Regions from separate parts of the Homo sapiens genome. Here region 2 is linked to region 1. Evidence: chromatin loops called from intact Hi-C (ENCODE). Cell type or tissue: mammary epithelial cell. All regions are shown on one strand. Links, peaks and the distances in the headings refer to the core of each region. The heading gives the core; the rest is flanking DNA. Region 1 overlaps IFT43 (intraflagellar transport 43). Region 2 has its middle 170 kb from the start of ESRRB.

The links. Peaks named below come from ENCODE experiments on the same cell type or tissue, not always from the same donor. Only the 100,000 strongest peaks of a DNase experiment are listed, where the experiment ranks them.
Region 2: a loop joins it to region 1, with 15 times the contacts of the local background. A loop is called at or near these places in 3 of 110 quality-filtered maps.

The regions. Positions count from the first base shown.
Region 1 is chr14:76,047,737-76,056,216 of GRCh38, forward strand. All of the region lies in intron 3 of IFT43 (intraflagellar transport 43), which reads left to right. Among named protein-coding and RNA genes, the nearest start is that of IFT43, 66 kb to the left of the region's middle. In mammary epithelial cell, for the core only: a CTCF peak has its summit at 3,251 (motif pointing right); no DNase peak of the experiment used is centred there.
Region 2 is chr14:76,542,397-76,550,876 of GRCh38, forward strand. No RefSeq gene overlaps it. Among named protein-coding and RNA genes, the nearest start is that of ESRRB, 170 kb to the left of the region's middle. RefSeq lists enhancers at 3,598-4,097, 8,447-8,480. In mammary epithelial cell, for the core only: a CTCF peak has its summit at 4,631 (motif pointing left); DNase peaks (open chromatin) are centred at 4,285 and 4,605; H3K27ac peaks cover 849 bases.

The DNA of each region.
Region 1 (8,480 bases), core at 111-8,110:
TTTTTTTTTTTTGTCATTGCAGTTTCCAAACCTGCACACTACACTGTCTTGATTGAGATTTTTAGGGCTGGATAAACCAGTTGCAAGGAAGGGACTGCGTGGGGGTTGTCAGAATGGAGAGCAGTATTAATGGGGAACAGATGTGGGTGGGGGCCAGAATCAAGGGGAGGCAGGGTTGGTGATCATTCACAGAGCTGGGGAGAGACCTGAGGAGCTATGGAGTCTGGCCCCTTCCGTTTGGAGATGGAGAAAATGAGAACTAGGGAGGTTAAGTGACACTGAGTTATAGAATCTTAGAGTTAGAAAGGCCCTTAAATGTCACCTTGCCCCACTGCCCAAGGTCGTACAGCTAATTAGTATAATAGAATGTGCCTCTCGTTCTGCAGCCGTGCCCATTCTCAAACCTTGAGCGCTGCACGCATTTATCTCAAGTTCACAAAAAGGCCATGCACTATACTATTTGTGCAAGAGTGAGTCTGTTAGAATAAAATTGTCTTTACTGCTACCCTCTGGGACCCTCACAGAATTGAGATGTTGATCGTATGAAGCAATCTTATTGAACAAAAAAACTTCCAAGGAAAAAAGTTGTGTCCCCTGAGCCAGCCAGTCTCTGCTAAGGGGGACCTGCTGCTTTGCAGAGTGAGCAGCTGAAAGCCAGGAGGGAATGATTAGAGAGGCCAACCATTGGTTAAAATTCTCCGAACATAAATGATCTCCTTGTTCTCCCTTTGATGGATTCGGTCTCTCAAAAATAAAATGCATCTGTGAACATCACACCTACTTCTTTCCTTTTCTTTTGAGTCCTGTATGGAGAAGTACCCAACAGCAATTTTAATATAGATGAAACAGGTTGGGCACACATAGGTATAAATATGCATAGGAAATGGAGGCCCCTCACATCATCCGAGTTTTTTCTGGTCTAGTGGGTCGGTCAGTGATTTTACCTTTTGACCCATGCTGCCCCCACCAGAGCTGAATACTGATGGCTACACCAGTTTCTCCAGGTTTCACAGCACCCATTGTAAAAGAGCCCACGTGTTGAAGTGGCAGGGTGCCCTTGGTTCTTATTTACCAGGGATTCACCAGGGTGGGCCCTGAGCCTCCCAGGAGGCTGCCACACATGGTCCTGTGCTCCCCCAGTGGCTCGCATGCCAGCAACCAGAACTGAGGCACCTTCTCTTCATGTACCTCATGACTTGGGTGAGTCTCAGTGTATTTATGGGGTTTCGGGGAAATCACAGAATGTAAAAGAACAGAAGCAGAGAAGATGGTGGGTTAGTTACTAGAAGGAAATCTTTACAGGTTTCCCCATTATAGAGCAGAAACTTCTGTACAGGAAAAGTAAAAGACCCACTCCAGCAATTAAACATGAATTGAAATAAAGGTTTCCAGAAGCACTGAGAAGTTTGTCCCTTGACTTGTGGCACATGGTTTCTACTAGTCTCAGTCACCACATCCAGTCTCGTTTATCTCCATCTTCCATCCTTGTAGCTCGATTTTCCCAAGATTCGTGTCTAGTCCCAAAGTTATTCTTTTCCACTAGCTTTCACATCCTCTGATCATGCCAATGGAAAAGTCTCCATTTACAGCCAGTGTTTCTTTAACACTTCTCTAACCCTACTAATCTCCCCTTTTAATACAAAATAGGCCGTACGCTCTTGGATTTTTGACAAACAGCAATGTCTAGCTAATAAAGTTTGTAGTTTTTAAAAAGCTGTGTGTTTTTTTTTTTTTTACAATTATTTCCCTATGGCTGGTGATGATAGCTTTCCATGAAGATGTAGAGTTTTCTTTTAAAAAAAATGTATTAAAACCAAGGAATCAATTTAAAGAAAATGCTAAGTGGTTGCAGAAAGTACATAGCTATAGCAAAATTGGTGAAGGTGGCACTTGGAAATGGCAGACATTTGGGGAACACTCATACAGCGGTTCTTCTTAGCTGCTTCTCCCCACCCCCAACCCCCTTCTTTCTCCCAGTGGGAAGAATAAGAACTTCCATTTAACTGCTCTGTGCTGCTTTTGTACTGCAGGATACAAGGTAAGTTGCAAAATATTAGATCATTGAGGTCTCTATATGTGGGCATAAGTAACTTGAAGGGGGAAAGCAAAGAACCCATGGTTAATTTCAAGCCCCCAAATCCCTCCTGATCCCTGATCAATGTCAGTGTATGTATTTATAGAGTTGACACCAGTAATACCAACTTATTTGGTCTTATTGCTTACCCACTCAGCCCTGACGCCATTCTCATCTCCAGCCACCACCTTTTCCTTATTTCAGCCACACCATGTCCCCTTCTGTTTTCCGAACACCTCAGCCCCTGCATGCCTCTGACCTCTGTTCGAGTGGTTTCCCTCCTGCAGCTTTTCTGCCCATTGCAAGCCTCCTCATCTCTCCATTGGCAAGGCTTCCATGAAGCCTCCCCAGATCCCCAGCTAGAATGGCTGGTTCCCTCTTTAGTGCTCCTGTGACAGTTTGCTTACACCTTCCTCACTTGTCCTGTCAAATCTGGGGCTCAGTAGAATGAGGGATTGTGAACCTCAGTTTCCAGGTCCAGCACTGCGTCCACTGGCTTTGGAGCCTTCATTAGATCTCTTTGAGGACTCCTGGTCTCCACTTCTTCATCTAGCAGCTGACAGTTTGGATGTGGTGGGAGTATTTGGATGTGGTGGGAGGGTTTGGATGTGGTGGGAGTGTTTGGATGTGGTGGGAGTGTTTGGATGTGGTGGGAGTCTTTTGTTTGTTTTCTTGGGTTTTGTTTGTTTGTTTTTGAGATGAGGTCTCGCTGTGTTGCTTAGGCTGGTCTTAAACTCGTGGGCTGAAGTGATTCTCCCACCTTAGTCTCTTGAGTATCTGGGATTACAGGTGCACACCGCTGTACCCATCTGGTGGTGAGAGTCTTTTTGGCCTTACAGTATGTAAGTTTATGGAGGTGTTAGTGTTATTTCTGTAATGTTCTTTTCTCCTACCAGATTGTAAAATCTTGAGCAAAAGATCCCCAATTCCCAACACCTCTCACTCCTGCCTAGTAGATGATTAGTGATCCAGTAATGGTTTCCTGAATAAAAAAATGTTCATTTGAGAGGGCTAAAACCTCTAGAGTTCTAAACTCTGCTGCCTTTTCTTGATAGCAGGCATATTACATTTTATATGTTCCCATAACTGTAGCTACTCAAAGCGTTTCTGTGTATTTCAACCTTTTTTCACACATTTAGTTTGAAGCAAAACAAAGCTGTCATTTTTAATGTGAGCAGCAGGGGGCAACATTCTCCCAGGAATTGCCTTGTGATTCACTAGGCCTTGGCAGTGTAAAGAGAGGACATGGGCATGAGTTTTTTATCAGTCTACCAGACATCTTACTGATGAACTGTGCTGGCAGGAGCTAAATATGATCTAGCGTGACCTAAAACCCCAGAGTGCCAAAATTTGGGTGTTAGGGAATACCTGCCTGTTTTAAAAGAAGGAAGAAAATATGGTACCTAGCGGCATATACTAGATGCTAAACACATGAGTGGCAAGAACTAGGAACTGAGGGGAAAGAGGGTGGTGACTGCAGCTTTCAGGGGAGATTTAAATGAGGAGAAATCTGTTGGACAAGGAAAACTTCAGTTCATGAGAAATATCTAGCTTTTAATGAGTATTGCAGGTGTGGGGGCAGCTTAGAGCAGAGGGACCCCAATTATCCAGTGTACCGCCTGGGATTGAATGAGCAGTGTGGCCAAGATGACAATGGCAGATTTCTCCTTTCCTCACATTTGGGTTTTCACTGCAAAGGCTCATTTGGCGCTTCACACATTTATAAAGTAGAGCCTTGGTTCTGGATTTGCTGGTGGCATTAGATGATCCGGGAATATTGCCTTCTCTCTCTCATGCCTTGGTAAAATTTACCTCAATGAGGTTTGGAGGCAACTGTGAGATTTTTCTTGGACATTTAAAAATTATGAGGGTAGAAAACCTTGCAAGAAAATGGCATTTTGATTTTTTTTCCTCCAGAGGAAGAAATTTTTACTTGACATTTTAAAAATGTAAAGTAGCTTTGGCATCAACGTAGTTGGTATCTCTTTCCTGCTCTTCCCCTGGCCAGTTTTTCTTCATGCCTTTGGCCCCTGGCTGCAGTTTTGTCTCTTTTGTAATGGGAATCATGCAGGTGCCTTCCTATGGCTTTGGCGTTTCTTTCACCTGCAACAAGTTATAGTCAGAACCATTCATCCAAACCCTTCACATTCCTCCCCAGGTCGGAGTGATCCCTGAGGGATGGACTCGCATAGGGCCTTCCACGGGCACAGGCAAGGCTCCAGGTGCTTGGCACTTTCGTCTATTTTAAGCCTGTTCTGCCTTGCAGCAGGGAGGTGGGTCTAGGGTCCAGTATGTGCTGTGGATATTAAGAGACTTCAAGGACGCTTCCCCCCATTTATCTCGGTTATGTCCCCTGCTAAAATAGGTTAACGGTGTCTAATTAACCACTGAACATTGTCATGCTGCATAAAGATAGCATCCTGGCTGTTCTCTGAGCCGTGGTACTTTATCTCCATTTAGATCTCTGCAGTATTCCATTAAACTCGAGAGAAACATTTTAACTGAGGTGATGTCTACATTAGGGCTGCCTTTTACCCTTCAGCACATAACCCATGTAGCAGCAGTTAAGGCCTCTTCTGTCTGGTGAAGGGAATCCAGGTTGTTTTGCGGCCTCTTCCCCAGAAGTTCATGGGGTCCCTGCAGTTGGGGGTCATAACTACCTGCTAGTCCCACTCGATCATGATGGCCAGATCAGGCCCCCTGATGCAGCAGGGAGGAGACAGACCCTGCAGGCAGGAATAAAACTATGAGGATCCAAGATTCTGCCATGGTCCCATGTGGCTGAAGTCACAGATGTGCCACTGGGATCCAGCTTGTGCTCAGCTGCCCAAATCACACCGTCAAATGTCAGTGTGGGCTCCAAATGCCAAAGAAAGGGATTACATTTGAGCAAAAGAATTTCAAAAAGGGAGGAATATGGAGAGAAAGGTGACTTAGCTAGATGGGTCTCTTTTTTGCCATGATGCACACTGTTGCGTTGTAAATAAAACATATAATAAATCACAGAACAATTAAGCCAACATTAACTACCAGATCATCAGGACTGACAAAGCTACAGCCCTACTATAAGTTGAAAAGTTGTCCCCGTCCTGAAAATATTAGTTGGATTTGAAGCAGAGGAGCATTTCCCATGCTGTTGAAATGCCCGCATGTCTCCATGGTGTAAGGGTTGGGAACTGAGCTTTGGAGTCAGACACCCTGCTTGCATTCTGGCCCTACCACTTTCTAGGTAGGTAACCTTAGGCAGGTTACTTACCTCTCTTGAGCTCCTCCTCTGTGAAACAAAGAGAATAAAATAAGGTACTATAATACTGAAATAAGATAATGTATACTGTATAGGACATATGTGATTATATAATTGTATAATAGTATTATAAATACTATAATGACAGTGGCTGGTGCCTAACAAACTCAGTAAATGTTGACTGTTGTCATCAGTCGTCATCCTTCTTAGGGCAGGTTTGTGGGGGAAGGGACAGCACAAAGGAAGGGTGGGCTGAGACCTGGGACTGGGCTTTCTTTCCCCTGAGAGTTGAGAGTGGGTGCGCTGAGCCAGGCAGGAGAGGCTAAGCGTAGGTCAGAGAGAAGCTGGGATGAAGACCAGGACGGGACTGGGTGAGTGTGGAGCTGAGGTACTGGGCTTTAAATGCAAGTCACGACAGCAAGACAACCGCCTTCACCTTCACATCGTCTACCTGAGAAGCCAAGCTTCTGAGTCCTTGGCAGCTTCGTGGCTGAGCATTGTAGGCAATTTGGAAAGGGCCATCAGCCCGCCGTGATGTGGGGAGGGGAAGCCAGTCTTTGCTCCCTCACCCTGCTCCACGAGGCGGAGGTGAGAGAGAACGTTTACTGTCACTGTCCCAGGTTAAAACTTCATTCTGCAAAATGGCCAAAGCAATCAGTGAGTGATGGAGTAGCTCTTAAAAAGAAACCTGGCATTTAATTAACTTTTCAAAGTGCTGATTCAGCAACCTCTGTGTTTTACATTTTGAATATTGAACGAGCATCTCTAATCGGATCTGGATTGCTCTGGGCCTGGTGTGGTGGAGAACACCTGCTTAGTTTTCATGAACACCACGTACTTGGGCGTGAATTTCAGGATCACTCAGGAACAGAGACTTCACCTAGTGGACCATTCAGGCCCCTTGCTATTTCTTCCTCCTCTCATCCTTTAGGTCAAGTCCATGTTCATTAATGCTTCCGTTAGAAGAAAGTCGGCAACTCAGGAGGAGAAGGCAAATAAGTTTCAGTTTTGCTGCTTAGCAACTGGAGTATTCAGCTGAATGTCTCAAGGCTTAGGGCAGGGAGTCTTGTCTACGTGACTAGGTCCCATTTCTGGAAGTTACTACCTCAGGGAGATTAGGAGTAAGCCCAGCCCATGTACATTGAAAAAGCTTCCGGGAATGAGTCTGGTGCACCACTGTTGAAGAATGACTAATTTAAAAGATTCTCTCCAGCTTCCAATTTGCTGTCTATACCATATCGTGCCTTCCATAAGGAGAGGAAGTCAAGAAGGGACCGTCTACACAGTAAATCCAAGCAGATGTCTGGGTGCCTTAGGGATATTAGATAATCAACTGGTATCTTCCTTTGAAAAGGCTTGAGGCAAAGTGTTTGGAATCTAGGGTGAAAGTTGGGAGACATGGATTCTAGTTTCAGCCTCATCACTAACTAGCTCTGTGATTTGGGTGAAGCCCACAGCTGCAGTGCCCAGCGTCCCTCTCTGTGTATAAAATTGTGCTGCTGAAACCTGCTTTTCCTCTTCTCCAGAACTCAGCCGAGGTAGTGTTTGTAGATGTGAATATCTTTGAAGAGTATTGAAAAGTGCTCTGTGTGAGGTGATCTCGCTGGAATTATGATTTGCCAGGTTCCCCAAACTTCTAATAGCCACTTTTGGGGAAAAAGGCACAGGGGCCCTGAGTACAGAAATAAACCGGCAGCCCAAGGCTATACTGATCTCAGCTCTGCAGACAGCCTGTCAGAGGGCTGGGCCCAGGTCACACAAGCCTCATCGACAGCCTCAGTTTCCTCAGAAGTTGGGAATGAAGTGTCTCTGAAGAGGTGCTCCAGGACCCATAATTCTTTACCTCAACCTCTGTCCTCACACAGTCTGGGAGGCAGAACTTCCATATCAGATTCTTCTCTAATTCCCTACCCTGTGGACTGTGGTAGACTACTGTGTTTTAGGTTCTTGTTTGTTTGCTTGCTTGTTTGTTTTTAACCTGTCACCAGTAGTTTAAAAATACAGTCAGGGCTGAGCACAGTGGCCCATGCCTGAATCCCAGTGCTTTGGGAGGCAAAAGCAGGAGAATTGCTTGAGGTCAGGAGTTTAAGAACAGCCTGGACAATACAGTGAGACCCTGTTTCTACGAAAAATAGAAAAAAATTAGCCAGGCACGGTGGCACGCACTTGTAGTCCCAGCTACTCAGGAGGCTGAGGTGGGAGGATAACATGAACTCAGGAGTTTGAGGCTGCAGTGAACCATGATCTCAACACTGCACTCCACTCTGGGCCACAGAGTGAGACCCTGTCTCTAAAAAAAAAAAAAGTAAATTAATAAAAAATAAAAATATACTTCATGACTGGGTATGTGTATATATAAAACAGGAAACAAAACATTTACATAATACCTATTCTTACTATTTTCAGCACATGGTGTTTTCTGTGCTATTAAAAAAGAAAGATGAAAGAAAAATTTTAAAAGGAAAGGAAAGCTGGTGGTGCGCCACTAAATTGGTTTCATGGCTCACTCGTGGGTCATGACCTGAAGTTTAAAAAACATCGTGCTAGATTCTGTGTCTTTTGCTGGGCTCCTTGTCACTGCACTAGCCTGAGGTGCCTTTGAGGACCAGGCAGATAAAGTAAATCTGTGAAATGGGGTTTTATTTCAGAATGGTACCTTCAATCATATTCTTGAGATACATACACAAATTATTTGCATGTTCGCATTTCTATAAAGAAATATACTCTGCCAGTTTTCCTAAAACACGCTCCCCACTTTGTCTTTTTGCCTCCTCATATTTGATAGCTGCAAGACATACTTTGCCAGCCTCCTCACTCCTATTGGAAAACCAGCAGTGCAGATCATGTAATTCAGGACTAGTTCTGGACCCCCAGTGTTTGGGAGCAATGCGGGGTCGGGGGAGCTCAGGTTCATCCACTGCACGTCCAGTATTGCCAGGCTAAAAAGTTAAACTAAAAAGTTAAGAGTCCAGAAATTTGGATTTTTATACAAAATCTCCCCATTTTGGCAATGAATTTACATTAAAACAGAACAAAACAAAAAATAGACAGCAGTATGGTTTAGACCAAACTCATCTGCAGGCTAGGTAAGGCTGGGAAGTGGCCAGTGTTCGGTCTGTGACCCAGATCAGAGGCAGGGCGCACCATCCCACTCAGTGCGCT
Region 2 (8,480 bases), core at 84-8,083, 490 kb after region 1:
AAATATTGCACAGATTAGGAATGTGCAGAATTATTGAAGACTTTAGATGCAACATGGCCTGCTTATGCATCCCAAATGATTACAATTCCTTTGCCGATCTGATGTGGGAAGTGTCTTTCCAGGGCTGTCTACCACTGTGAAGTAGAGAACACACACCCCTTCCTAGCTGGGTGCAGCATTCCTTCCAAAGGTGGAAAGACCTCTGAGGATGCTGGCAAGCCCCGATGAGAGGGAAATTCAAGGTAAACATGTTCTTTCTATACCATATAGCGCTCCTTACCAACATTTTTTAAATATTAGTTTTAAATTTATAATATAAATGGCCGGGCATGATGGCTAGCACTTTGAAAGGCCAAGGCAGGAAGAGCACGTGAAGCCAGGAGTTCAAGACCAGCCTGGGCAACATAGAGAAACCCCATATGTAGAGACCCCATCTCTATAAAAAATAAAAATAAATAAACAAATGTATAGGCCGGGTGCGGTGGCTCACACCTGTAATCCCAGCACTTTGGGAGGCCAAGGCTGGCAGATCACGAGGTCAGGAGATCGAGACCATCCTGGTTAACAGGGTGAAACCCCATCTCTACTAAAAAAATACAAAAAAATTAGCTGCTCGCAGTGGTAGGCGCCTGTAGTCCCAGCTACTTGGGAGGCTGAGGCAGGAGAATGGCGTGAACCCAGGACGCGGAGCTTGCAGTGAGCCACTATACTCCAGCCCAGCCGACAGAGCGAGACTCCATCTCAAAAAAAAAAATTTATAATGTGCAGAAAGGGAGCAATACTAGGCATAGGTGTAGGTATACAAATATTACATCCTTTTATTATTTCTACCTTTTATTATGTATTTTTGTTGTTTTGTTATTTACATTTTTGTTATTGTTATTTTGTTATTATGTATTTTATTAAAAATACAACCTCAAACATTCCAGCTCCCACGCGGGTCTCAACACAAATTTCCCTTAAGAAGAAGGCTGATGAAAAAGTGATTAAAACAGGCCGGGCACGGTGGTTTATGCCTATAATCCCAGCAGTCTGGAAGGCCGAGGCAAGTTTGAGACCAGCCTGACCAACATGACGAAACCCCGTCTCTACTAAAATGCAAAAATTAGGCAGGCATGGTGTCACATGCCTATAATCCCAGCTACTCGGAGGCTGAGACATGAGAGTCACTTGAACCCAGGAGGCAGAGGTTGCAGTGAGCCGAGATTATGCCACTGCACTCCAGCCTGGGCAACAGAGCAAGACTCCATCTCAAAAAAAAAAAAAAAAGTTATTAAAACAATTTAAATATTCACAGAAGTTACTTGTGACTATCACAAAGGAAAAATATTTATTAAATGCTTGGAAAAAACTTCTAAGATACTCTTGACCTCTGTTTCCTTCCCCCACCATCAACTCTGAACCAAGAAACCACCCCAGGGCAGGCCGCTGGCTCTCAGTCAGGTTGCTGCAGACACTCGGGCAGGTTGTGCAAGGCAGTGGCCCCAGGTCCTCATGTCTTGTTAGTGCCCCCGTCCCTCCAGCTTGGCTGCCTCTATTTTTTTCTGCTGTCGGTCATAAGGACACTCATCTCACCCCTGGGCCTCACGATGCCCCCTCGATTTCTGTTTGCTTGCTGCCAGCACCTGCCTAGGTCTCTTGCATTCCTTGGGTGGCTCTGTCTCAGGCCCTGGGGTCTTTCCTGCCTCCGCAGATGCCTGGTTCTTCAGCTTCTTTTCAAAGTTTTCTAAACACCAAGGCCCCCTAGTTGTGGTCTTCGTTGCTTTTCTGGATCCTGACCCACCATGACCCTCAGGAACCTGCATGTGCCCCATCTCCAGCTGCTCTGCTGGCTCCGGACCCCTGCTCCTATCTTTAAAACCAGCCCCCCTGAGCTCCCTGGGGCTCAAGCCTATGCCTATGTGTTTGGCATCGTTTCGCTCACATCCAGATCCCGGCTCTTCTGGCCCTGGGTTCCCTTTCTCCCTGCCTTTATGATCTCCCTCGGCCTTGGAGGGACAGGAGGGAGGAAAGGAGAGCTGTGTTTCTAGTTCACAGAGAAAAGCTTTAGATTTGGAATTAGGACACTTAGAACCCAGTTGCAGCTTTGCCACTGATTCTAGGTGACAGGTTTCCCTCTTTGGACCTCAGTTTCCTCCTACAGAAAATGAAGAGATAGAGTGGCTGGTCACTAAGATCCTTTCCAGTGGCCAGGTGTGGTGGTTCATGCCTGTAGTCCCAGCACTTTGGGAGGTGGAGACAGGCGGATCACTTGAGGTTAGGAGCTCAAGGCCAGCCTAGCCAACATGGTGAAACCCCCTCTCTACTAGAATCTCAAAAATCAGCCGGGTATGGTGGCAGGAGCCTGTAATCCCAGCTACTCGGGAGGCTGAGGCACGAGAATTTCTTGAACCCAGGAGGCGGAGGTTGCAGTGAACAGAGATGGCACCACTGCAGTCCAGCCAGGGCAACAGAGCGAGACTCCGTCTCAAAAACAACAACAACAGGCCAAGCGTGGTTGCTCACGCCTGTAATCCTAGCACTTTGGGAGGCCGAGATGGGTGGATTGCCTGAGCTCAAGAATTCAAAATCAGTCTGGGCAACACGGTGAAACCCCACCTCTACTAAAATACAAAAAATTAGCCAGGCGTGGCGGCGTGCACCTGTAGCCCCAGCTACTCAGGAGGCTGAGACAGGAGAATCGCTTGAACCTGGGAGGCAGAGGTTGCAGTGAGCCAAGATCGCACCACTGCACTCCAGCCTGGGTGACATCTCAAAAACAGCAACAACAACAATAACAACAAATATCCTTTCCAGTGAATAGTTAAGAGCATTTGGTGTAGAGTTAGACCCAGGGTCAAATCCCATCTCTACCCTCACTGCGGATCTCTCTGAGCCTCTGTAATACCAACTTCCTGGGTTTTTATGAGGATTAAATGCAAGACTGAATACAAATTGCTTATTATAGTACCTGGCACATGGCGAACACTCAGTAGGTGTTAGCTGCTATCGTCATCATCATCATCGTCATCATTATTGTGTACCACTCTGTCATTGAGCTAATCCTAGAAGGTCTTTCCCGGTTGGCCTTTCATTTTGTTTTATATATTAAACTTTTTTTAAAAATGTATGTATGTACGTATGTATTTATTTATTGAGATGGAGTCTTGCTCTGTTGCCCAGGCAGGGGTGCAATGGTGCGATCTCGGCTCACTGCAACTTCTGCTTCCTGGGTATATATTGAACTTTTTAAAGTAGGGTCTTGGTCTTTAATCTGCCTCATCACACTTGCTGAACAAGGCCCACTCTCAGCAGTGGACAGCGATGGCTGGAGAAGGGAACAGCCCACACAGAGTCTGGGAATTACTGTTTTAGACTCATGCTTCTTTTAACAAGAAAACACTCCATCAAGAAGGAGCTGAGTCAGCCCGACAGCTGAATCCACAACATAGCCAATCAGGGGCCGGCACTCTCAGAGATGCCCAAGTCCCATGCCCATCATCAAGGTCCAGACGTCCTTGCTGGGCGTTGGGAAGCAGGGTTGGGGACAGGGTGGGGCAGGGCTGGTCCTGGTTGGCAGAGATGCAGTCGGGAGACTAGAAAGACAGCAGCCAAGGCTGAAGCCAGAATTGAGAGGCAGTAGGCCCCACCCAAGTTCGGGAGGGCCCCTAGAGGGGTGCAGACTAGAGACATGGCCAGCCAGATTTATGTAGCATGACTGCATGACACCTGAGCCCAACCCTTCCCAGGATTCCTCCAGCACCTGCCTGCCCTCCACTCTGGGCCACCTCCCACATAGAGTAGGAAGCTGGGTCCGGGGTTGGGGTATGCTCTGGGGTGACCTTCCCCTCCACCTCCTGCTGGTTGGCAGGTTCTGCAGATGTCTGGTCATTAAGCAAAAATGCCAGAAAAGAGAACAGTCACTCTGGCTCTGCCAGCAACAATGGGGAACTTCATTGCCTAGCTTACATCCAGTGACAATGGACACTTCTTTCCTTTTTGCTGGGTTGTCTCTTTACCTGGCTGGAGCTTGGAGATGGACAGTTCCCCCAAGCTAAGCCAACAGCCTTTCTTTCCTAGAAAGAAGGCCCTAATCATACCTCCAGCCTCCGTGAGGCTCAGCAAGCATACACCTGTCCACCTGCGGCTCAACACTGCCTAATTCCAACATCCATCCATTCATTCCAAAAATATTAGTTGACACCCACTATGTGCCAAATACTCCATGGGAGTGGGAGATGACTCAGATCCGGGGCTGGACCTACCATGAGTGAACCTACCCCCGGGGACAAAAATCATACAGAGCACTTGATTCTCTTTTGGGGACAGGAGGCCCATTCCATTAGACTGTGCCCAGGTGGGGAACAGGAACCAGATCTGTTACGTTCATTATTCTCTACTCAGCCCTTAGCACCATGCCTAGAAGATAGAAGGCAGTCTGTAATATTTCTGGAAGGAATGCTTCTTCCAAAAGGGATTGTGGATGGATGACCCCTGAGTAGCCCACGCCAAGCAGCCAATCCTGACAGCTGCTACTACTCCATGGCATTCCATCTGTGCACACGTGTCAATCCAGTCTCCCACTCCACCCAGGAGCCTCCACAGGGATGCCCAGCCAATCCTGAGGAAACACTTTATAACAGCGACCCCTAGAGGCTGACATTATCATCACACCCCATCACATGAAGAGGAAATGGAGACAGTTTCAGCGAGTAGCCAATGAGCACACCCAGGTTCCAAAGGCTGCCTCTTTCCCTTACACCATCAGTACAGAGGACACTGTCACGGAGTTTGGGGTGATTGTGTGCAGGCTGGAGAAGGAGAAGGAAGGGCAGAAGGAGCAGACATTACCAGTGTTGGGCTCTGCAGCAGGAGGCCGTGCTTCTAGTGCAGACTAAGGATCTGGATGCACCTTTGCTGGGTGTGTTGCTGGTATGCGCGGTTAAGCCCTCCAAGCCCCCTAACCCCTACCCTTTTATGGAACAAATATTCAGCAATTCTTTTTTTATCAACTCGAATGACATTTTTTATAAATAATTTTTTTTTTTTTTTTTTTTTTTTTTTTTTTTTTTTAGAGATGGAGTCTCACTATGTTGCCCCAACTGGTCTCAAACTCCTGGGTTCAAGCGACCCTCTTACCTCAGCCTCCTGAGTACCTGGGATTACAGAATTACAGGCACACACCACGGAGTGGGGCCTGGCTGCCTGGCTTTCAGCAATTCTGATTGGCTGGACTCAGGGTTACCAAGTGGGACCAGGCCCAGGCCTGGAACTAAGGCTTCTGCACAACAGGCCTGGAAGGGATCTGACTGTTCAATAACCGAACTTCTCTCTTCCCCAGGTGCCCGACCCTTTTACGGTGATCTGCGTATCTTTAGCTAATAATTAACTTGTCACAAACCCCATCAATACCCCATCAAGGGAGTGATAGAGGGAGAGGGAGGGGATGGGGGAAAACGGTCCCAGCCCAGCACCCCAGCCGGCCACAGCCCCACGCTCATCTGGCCCATAATAAATAGGATGAAAGGCACTCCTGATAAATGCCCGTGTCAGGGAGAGATTTTAGCTTCACTCAGAAACAATGTAATATCTCGGCTATTACCCAAAATAATTTATCAATGTGTAATAGCTTTGTGCAGGCCTCAGATAGGAGGGGAGCTGAGCTATCAGAGATGGATGTAGCCTACCTTCGGCTTTTAATTTTTAATGTTCGCAGCCAGCTTTGCATCAAAGGCCAGGTGTCATATAAAGACTTAATGTAAGAAGGGAGTTCATGAATTCTAATCAAGGGACGAGTGCTCCCTGGCTGGCTGCTGTCACCTCCTGGCTGGTCTTATTGATCTTTTGTTTTCTCCCCTTCTGGTTCTTCTTGCTCTTCCTTCTCCTCTCTACGTCCTCCACCTCACCCCTCCCCTCCCTGCCCAACCCTTCCTGCCCCATCCCACCCTGGGTTTTCCTCTTCCCAAGATGCATTTGTTTTTTCCCACTGTAAAAGGGAGGGTCTCTGGCTGGGCCAGGGCAGCGAATGCAAAGATTCTGGAACAGCGGGATGAGACACCCAATTTCAAGATGGCAAGACTTTTTTTTTCTTCATTCATTCCATTTTTATTTATTCATTCATTTCTTTTTCATTCATTCATCCAGAAAATGTTTTTAAATATTCACGAGGAGCCCAACTCTGCTACACAATGGAAGAGGCAGGCAAGATGGTTTCTGCCTCTAGAGGAGTTTCTAATCTTGCTGAGAAAATACTCTTTCAGGCCAGGCATGGTGACTCACACCTGTAATCCCAGCACTTTGGGAGGCCGAGGCGGATGGATCACCTGAGGTCAGGAGTTTGAAACCAGCCTGGTCAACGTGGTGAAACCCCGTCTCTACTAAAAATACAAAAATTAGCCGGGCATTCTGGCACATGCCTATAGTGCCAGCTGCTTGGGAGGCCTCGGCAGGAGAATCGCTTGAACCCAGGAGGCAGAGGTTGTAGTAAGCTGAGATCGTGCCACTGCACTCCACCTGGGGTGACAAAGTGAGACTCTGTCTCAAAAACAAAAACAAAAACAAAAAAACTCTTCATGCAAACATACACGTGTAAATATGACTGGAGACAGTTGCATGAGATTTAAAGAAATCCTCAAGTGTCATCTTCTGAGTGAGGCTTTCCCTAATTTGTGCAGCTAAGTATATACACACACACACACACACACACACACACACACACACACACACCCCAGCCAGCATCCCCTGTCCCACCTGGGCTTTCTTTTTCTCCTTCTACTACACTGTAGAAACTGCCTGTACTAAAAGACAAACAGGCACATTACAATTTTAAAGAGTTTATTGAAGCAAACAGCGATTCATGAGTCAGTCTGCGTTAGACCCCAAGTGGTTCAGGGCTCCACTGAGGGGGTGCAAGGTGAAAACTTTTGTGTTTTTTTTTTTTTTTTTTTTTTTTGAGACAGAGACTCACTCTGTTACCCAGGCTGGAGTACAGTGGCGTGATCTCGGCTCACTGCACCCTCTGCCTCCCAGGTTCAAGCAATTCTCCTGTCTCAGCCTCCTGAGTAGCTGGGATTACAGGTGCCCGCCATCACACCCAGCTAATTTTGTATTTTTAGTAGAGAAGGGGTTTCACCTTGTTGGTCAGGCTGGTGTTGAACTCCTGACCTCATAATCTGCCCGCCTCAGCCTCCCAAAGTGCTGGGATTACAGGCGTGAGCCATCGCGCCCAGCCAGGTGAAAACTTTTATAAAGTATTTGCAGAAGCAGGACAGAAAAGATTTGAATGACTAAAGTGGAAAATCTCAGAGATTAGTTGGTTTCTGATTGTGAAACTCTCTAGTTAGAGGTTTGTTGGCAGTTTCTGATTGGTTAAGCTTGTGTTTTCTTTTTATTAATGTTTAAATTTTTTATTTTTATTTTTTTGTAGAGACTGGGTCTCACTATGTTGTCCAGGCTGGTCCTGAACTGGCCTCAGAAGATCCTCCTGCCTCAGCCTCCCAGAGTGCTAGGATTACTGGCATGAGCCACTGTACCTAGTCTATTCACTTGTGTTTTCTTGGGCTATGGCCCTTTGAGTTGGGTTTCAGTTGTTTACTTAGGAACCCAAGGCACTTTGGAGCTATCTCAGCCTAATGGCCTCCCAATTGATTCTTTTTTTCCTTTTTTCTTTTTTTTTTTTTTTTGAGATGGAGTCTTGCTCTGTCAACCAGGCTGGAGTGCAGTGGTGTGATCTTGGCTCACTGCAACCTCCGCCTCCTGGGTTCAAGCGATTCTCCTGCCTAAGCCTCCCAAGTAGCTGGGATTACAGGCGCCCACCACCACACGCAGCTAATTGTTGTATTTTTAGTAGAGATGGAGTTTTATCATGTTGGCCAGGCTGGTCTCAAACTCCTGACCTCAGGTGATCCGCCCACCTCAGCCTCCCAAAGTGCTGGGATTACAGACATGAGTCACCACGCCTGGCCCAATTAATTCTTTTATACCTATTTATTTTCTTTATGGTCTAACTCCTCCTACACAAATATAAGTTCTTGAGGGCAGGGATTTGGACCTCTTTTGTTCACTGATATGGCCCTTGTGCATAGAACAGGGCTCTGTGTAGTAGCTGCTCAAAAAGTTATCTACTGACTGAATTAAGCAACAAAAAGGTGGTGCTCAGAGGACAAGAGCAATGGTATTGCCAAGCCTTGGACAGGAAATGAACAATTGTGCCTTCCAGCAGCAGGCTACTGTAGCTCCTCTGCCCTAGGGAGCTCCACCCCTCTTTCAGATGCTGTAAGATACTGTAAGTCCCTGGGTAAACCACACTCTCCATCTAGCCCCAGTCCAGCCTACCCCATTCCTGCCTCTCTTTGGTAGACTCCTGGTGGTTTCCTCCTGCTGCCCTTTTCCCAGCCTGACTCAGATCAGAGGCAGGAGTGGGAAAGGAGGAGGACAGGGGATGTATGTCCACCTGGCTGTGAGCTCACCAGGGTGGGGCTGGGCCTTATGCCTCCTCGGAT